Regions from separate parts of the Homo sapiens genome. Here region 1 is linked to region 2. The links are chromatin contacts, found by Hi-C or POLR2A ChIA-PET in ENCODE. All regions are on one chromosome and are shown on one strand. Each heading gives the region's core, a stretch centred on a gene start or an enhancer-like site at or near the end of the contact. The rest is flanking DNA. Distances are from core to core; before and after follow the strand shown. Region 1 has its middle 72 kb from the start of MPEG1. Region 2 has its middle 35 kb from the start of MPEG1.

Evidence for each region. A loop is a pair of places that touch in the nucleus more often than their neighbours do. ChIA-PET counts read pairs that join two places held with the same protein, here RNA polymerase II (POLR2A).
Region 1: a loop to region 2 is called in a map of CD14-positive monocyte, with 2.4 times the contacts of the local background. The contact joins two enhancer-like sites. A Hi-C loop is called at or near these places in 2 of 168 maps with a recorded cell type or tissue (CD14-positive monocyte and posterior vena cava). POLR2A ChIA-PET finds 5 or more read pairs at or near these places in 3 of 52 experiments (B cell, CD4-positive, alpha-beta memory T cell and endothelial cell of umbilical vein).

The regions. Positions count from the first base shown.
Region 1 is chr11:59,283,287-59,286,586 of GRCh38, forward strand. No RefSeq gene overlaps it. Among named protein-coding and RNA genes, the nearest start is that of MPEG1, 72 kb to the left of the region's middle. Within about 2 kb of position 1,290, at least 5 of the 41 ENCODE cell types and tissues checked have a DNase peak (open chromatin) inside an H3K27ac peak, as active enhancers do; they include CD14-positive monocyte, where a contact is called at or near this core.
Region 2 is chr11:59,246,154-59,249,479 of GRCh38, forward strand. No RefSeq gene overlaps it. Among named protein-coding and RNA genes, the nearest start is that of MPEG1, 35 kb to the left of the region's middle. Within about 2 kb of position 1,889, at least 5 of the 41 ENCODE cell types and tissues checked have a DNase peak (open chromatin) inside an H3K27ac peak, as active enhancers do; they include CD14-positive monocyte, where a contact is called at or near this core.

The DNA of each region.
Region 1 (3,300 bases), core at 40-2,539, 37 kb after region 2:
GCTATTCTATTCCAAGGAAAGACTGGCAGATGGATTTCACCCATATTCCAAGGATAAGGGACATCCAGCATCTCTTCGTATGGGTGGATACCTTCAGTAAGTGGGTAGAAGTATTCCCATGCCAGACAGAGAAAGCCTCTGAGGTAATAAAAGTACTAATCAATGAGATAATTATTTGCTTTGGACTGCCTAAGTACCTCCAGAGTGATAATGGTCTCGAGCTTACTGAACCACAGGGCAATTTCCTCCCACACTCAGCAAGGAAACACCTGAGTTAAATAAAAGAGCCATCCCTGCGATATTTAATGTCACACCGATGCCCATTGCCAGGTTACCAGATATAATTTGGAGAGTCTCATGCCATCTCTGCCTTTAGCAACCTGGTCAAGTATCTGCTGGACTTCTAGGCCACAGAAAGATGGCCACAGAGGGGTGAAGAAATAGGCTGAGGGTTCTTGGGGAGAAAGACACAGTGAGGCAGTAGGAGGTGGGGAAGAAAAGAAGACGGACTTTCACAATGGAATTAGGCACTGGGGAGAGATCAATTTCCCCACGTCAGGGAGAAGAAAGTATAGGTGGGGAAAGGGGTGGCCAGGAGCAGAAGGAAGAGGACTCAAGATGGAAAGGGAGCCGCTGTGCCTGTGGCAATACCACTTGGAGAGGTCGTTTTCATACCTTCAAGCCTTTTCCCCTGGGGTTTTGATTGTGTGGGTGCCCCATTTCTTGTCCTCTCTGCAGATGTCCAGTGAGATTTCCTCCTCCTCGTGCTGTTCTTGTGTGGCTTTCTGGGCAGTAGGGATCTTGAATTTCCTTTCTAACACTACGCCCAGCAAGGCGGGGAGCATTCCTCTGCCCTTTCTCTTGTGCCAACCTGGAAAGGTGCAGTCTAGATTTCAGTGAGAACCCTGCCAGCTGAGCCCTGTGCATCTACTACCTTGACACAGGGTGTTTTCCCACCAGAAGCCCTGCTGTGCTCTCCTGGCCCAAGTAGGGGATTCCATGCCTTCCCTTTCATGGTCTTAGCACCAGCAGCCTAGTTTCTCCCTTCCAGAGTCTCCAGGGATGGCAAATGTAAGTGGAGACAAACCTCGTCAGGTGCCCATCCCCTAAAAGGTTAATTGTGTATACGTGGCTGTGGGTGCCTTTGTGTTTTCATTCTCTTCCGCTTTTTGTTAAATTTGGTTGTCTGTGTGGTTTTATACTTGGTCAAAAGTACTCGTCTTGGTGATGCACTATTGTATGCATGAGAGAATTGGGGGAATGCGCATGTGGTACAAGAAAGAACCCCTGACCCCTTTCCTTCTCTGTGGTCCCCGGCATTAGATTGGGGGTTCTGGGAGAGGCAGGTGAATGTCCTAATGTGAATTGTTCGGTTTGTAACTGGAGTGTTTTGAAGTCTTTGGTGTTGCTCTGAGAGAGGACATCGCCACCTGGTGTTCATGAGGTGTCTGTGCAGAACAATAAATGGCAAATGAACAACCACAAAATTGTTGCTGTTGTTAACCTTCCGCCTTTTGTAGATTAGTGCACCTATTCTGTGAGGGATTTGGGTTGTCTTCCTGAGGGCAACCACAAGCCCTACCACTGGATGCGGGAAAAGTCCCTTCAGCACCCACTTAAAAAATATATCTTCCACATTGTTCTCACCCACACATTTGACCTGGTTAGACTCTTCACCTAACGGAACAGACAATATGGCTGGGAAAATAAGTAAGTGAACATGTGGGAGAAAAACCATCGTTAAAATTGTGAATGTTCATTTTTAAAGGTTCCTTCGCCTGACTACAATATGAAGTATGTTTGAATTGTTGCTTCTGCCTGTTGTTTCTCAAATAAATGTTTAATGTTAATCATCTCAAAACTGACAAGAACACAAAAATAAAATGTAAATGCAGAGCCTCCTTTGTCACCCAAATCTGTGTCTATTTCTGATAGTCCATGGAATGTGGTTTTCTTGGAAGCCAGGGTTGGTCTCCCCACAGACCCTAGCCTAAGGTTACCAGTTAGGGACCCAGGACTTGGAAGGCAGAGCCTGTGAGCTCTTCCATCAGGGATCTGACTCCGCAAAACGACTTGATGAATGCAACTGGCAAACTCCCATGTTCGGACTTCATATGCATGAGCCGTTGGACAGAGGGTTTCTTAGTACATACTTTAATGCATATTTATGTGCGATCTTGTTAGTGGGAATATAAGTTTGTGAAGAACTTCTCATTTCAATAGGCAGTTAATGCATTAAAAGTCTGGGAATTTGGGGCTGTATTTTTCCTTTCTGACTCAATAATCTTCAAAGAATTCATAGGAAAGTCAGTATTTGCAGACAAGTGGTTAACTTGGCTAAAACGTACAAAACACTCAGAACCCACAAAACACTCAGAGGTTTAGAAGAACGTTTTAATGCTTAAGAGGCAGAGTTAAGTAAAGGGGCTATAGAAATCAGTGTCCTTGGCTGGGCAGTCAGGAGAGCAGGGCTCAAATTCTGTGACTCACTTCTCTGTATCTCAGTTGGAAATGAATGGGTATCCTGGTTCCCACCTTCCCACACGCTGTGATACTTCAGACTCCTTGGATGATCTTTTCAGCCCAAGATCTTGATTGTGAACATTAACAAAGAGAACAGTCATCCTTCATAGAAGATAAATCAGTAATGATATTTGATTCAGTGAATAAATGTATCCTTTAAAAAACATTTTGTGGAGGAACATGACAGTGGTGGAGTAATTACAATCAGATGAGATTGGTATTAAAATTGAGTAAAGCCCCAACTGTTGCCAGCTGACAATCATGTGTCCTGCTAACTGCCCCAGGGCTCTCAGCCTGGAACTGAAATAAATGTGTTACAAATGGTGCTGGATGCCTTTTTCAGTTCATTTGAAAACATGGATTTGATCGTGTCAGCTCCCTTTCTGTGGGGAAAAAAAGTAGGGTCCATAATTGGTGTTACCTACTCTGTTTTGGTCTTAGGGAAGAAATAATACTTAGATGTGGGCTTACTTTAACTTCTTGCCTTTTTCACACCCAGAACAATGCAAACTTATTGAAATGTGGCATGTGCGTGTGTGTGTGTGTGTGTGTGTGTGCATATAGCAGGAAGACGGGAAGGGTAAGGACCATCCTTGGAAGAGGAAGGGGTTGTACTTTGGTAACATAGAACATAAAACCATAAAATTTGGTCTATCCAAATCTACAGCTCCTTTCAATGCCCCATTTGTGATGAGCTAACAGGACGGAATCAGGTAGTTGGTTGTGGGTAAGAATTTCAGTTTCTCCTGAGCATGAGAATCTTTTTCAGTTTTTATC
Region 2 (3,326 bases), core at 639-3,138:
GACGTCCAGAAAATTCTGGGATAGATCTAAAACACTAAAATAATGTAATATCAGAGCTAGAAACCAGCAAGCCTAGCCTTTCCCATCATAGGTAATAAAACTAAAGCAAAAAGACATGAAGTAAAGATCTGTACCATTTATTGGTACCAGATATAAAAAGTAGCATCTATATTTTATATCTTCAAGAGAAGCTCTTTCTGCTTTACCTTATTCTAAAACCTAGAGTCTCAAAGGTAGCTAAAGAAGACCCCAAGTAAACTAGATGGTTTTTCAAAAATTGCAGATACACACTTGCATATACCCATGACTCTAGAATAAAAAAAAAAAACTAGCCTGAAAGTTAAATGAAAAAAAAAATGCTTGTTCAAGTTCTATTTCTCCTGCTTCTTTGTAATGTGACTGTTGGAAAAATTATTTCCTTCTCTGAATCTTAATCTCCTCATCTCTTGTATGGACAATAAAAGTATTAGGTTAGATCAGTATTTTCTAGTCCACATTCCTTTATTCCTTACTTCCGTTTGTAAATAGAAGAAATGCAAAAACAAATTTTTTTCTGCAGAATTTCAGAATATTAAATAGATAAAGTCCAGCTTTCTGGTCAAAGTCAGAGGAGTAGGAGAGAAGGTCCCAGCATCTTGCCTGCTCCAACTTCCCCACCTTCATGAGTGTTTCTCACTCTCCCATTCTGTGACTCTATGATTCAGCAGTAATGATTCCAAGGAAAGAAAAGGGGCAGACTCATTTACAGCTCCTTACGCTCTACATTTCAGTTAGATGGCTAAGATCAGATGCTTGGAAAAAGAATGAAACCCATCTCTGCCAGCACCCATAGTACATGTTTTGGACAAAGAGATAAAAAGTATTTGGATGCAGCTATGTTAAATTGGCTACCAACTCCAAGAGAAGGACTTGGTGGGGGTTGAAAGAGACGCCAGTTCTCTCCCAGTTACCACTGGTTCTGTTTAGGTTGTGGGGTACAGCATGTCCCAGAGAGCACCTCTGGGCATCTTGGGTAGCTACCTGTGCTCAGGGATAAAGAAAATGCCAGCTTTGTTTGGGTACAGTTGATTTCCATTGGCTCAGCTTCCATGTTATTCCTAGTTCCTGGTGTGGTTCCAATAATATATCCCTGGAGTCAATGCAATCTGAGACTGGTTTTTGGCTCCAAAATATGTGACAATTTCAGACAATAGCAGTTACCTTTGTAAAGCACTAGATATTTTACAGAACCCTTCTGACAAAGATAGACAGAGAGAGAGAGAGAGAGAATTTTAGGAAAACAATAGTATAGTTCAAAAGTAGAATGGATAGCCCAGAAAGCTTTAAATTTCTCATCACTGGACGTGTGTAAGCAGAAGATGGTACACTTGACAGTGACAGGATTTAAGATTTAAAAGACAATCTGAATTAGTTAACCTTATGGGTTCCTTAAAATCCTGAGATTCTGATTCTGTGAAACAAAAAGAAAGAAGAAAGGAGATTGACATGTACTAACATTTTTTATTGTGTGCATAGGGCCTCTTGTAACACTTTATTTCATAATATCCTCATTCCTCCATACACCACTGCCCCTATAAGGACCTGAGAAATGGATGGCAATTTTTTTAAAAAATCACCTGATAACACTTATCTTTCAAAAGATCAGTGGGCAGGGAGTTTAAAAGAAAAATAACCTCTTGCTGTTTGACTAAGGCCAGATTTCCCTCATGTACGTGTTTTGTTTTTGATTTATCAAATATCCATCTTGAAAATACTTGAAGTCTATTTGTGTGTCTTGGGGAGGACATACAAGAAACAGAAGGAAGTGGGCATTGTGTAAACCCACAGCACACCACAGCTTCTTTCAAGGATTTGTGAAAGATGGTGGCCACACCCTGTTGATGTTGGCAGCTCTTCAACTTGCATCCAGATGAGAAAAATGTTACAATTTCCCTTCTCCACCCAAAACCCCATCAGCTTCTCCTCTGCCAGGGCCAGAGTCTCCTACTGTGAAGCTAAACAAATTATACTCCCTCCTCGAGTTCCCAGCTCTGGGCATCATGCCTACATTCTTGGGGTCTCTCTCTGAGGCTAGATATTGGAGAAATGATTACTATGGCCAATTCAGTAGTTTGTAATTAAATCTTTTTTTAGGGAAAAAAAAACCCTAAACCTAAAGAATCCTCTTTTTTTTTTTTATATATCTTATTGCATACTGAAGGGTGTGAGGATAGTAAACTAGAAGACTATGGTGCTTTACAATTCCTGCCTCCCTTGCTCCCACCTTCAGAATGGATTGTTCTTTAATACTACTTGAAACATTATCGGTAGAATCAATAGAACCCTCTTTTCATGTCATCTCCAACTCCAAGAATTTTTTTGTGGGGGGACTCAGGCAATTTTAAACTGATTGTTCATAATTCGCCTTCAGACTCTCTCAAATTCAATTCTTCCTCCTTAACCTGCAAATGGACCTCCTTAAAGCACAGATCCAATCATGTCATTTTTTGCTCAAGAGCGTTCATTAGTTTTTTTGTTCACTGATGGCCTGATGACATCCAAATTCCTTATCCTGATCCTCAAATCTGTCACTGCTCAGTGATGCTTAATGAACATGGCATGGAACTCAAAGAGAGAAAATATAAACAGAAGGCCATTGATTTGGCAAGAAGGAAGGGAGGTGTGGTCTTCCCAGAGCAATTTCAACAGAATGGTAGGGGTGGAACTCATTGGTCTCAGATAGGGATATCCGGAATGGAGCTCAGAGGGGATTTGAACAAGGCCAGGTACTGACGGAAGTTATGCCAGTTTAGCAGTGGAAGGAGAGAAGAAAATGGAAGAGTAGGTACAACAGCTGGCAATGTCAAACGAAGGAATCCTCAAGATTGAGGAAACTCGAACAGGTTTCAAGACTGCTGCAAAGGCTTCAGTGCTTTTCAGAGAGGGATACTCTGAGGCAGTGGTTTTCTGCCTTGGCTGCTCACTGGATCACAGCCAGTCATTGGTAGGGCCAGAATTTAACTAGTGCCTACAGTCACAGGAAAAGATAGCTGCATGAGAATGCAGGCAAGTGGTAATGGAAAGAACAAAGAACCCAGAATCAGGATGAGAGAGGCTTAAAGAGGGAGGTGGTGGCACAGAGGACAAAGTTGTAGAATTTTATACTTTTGCTTAAAGCAGGTCTTGTCTGTCTTTGTAAATAACTATTTTAGCTCATTGAAAGTAACATAAACATTCATTTATTTATTTTGCTGTAACCAGAATAAATAGGAGAAGATGTTCTCCGAAATCTGTTCTCAGTCTTCAGATAGACTTATAAACCAACCTGGTAAAACCTAGAAAATAGT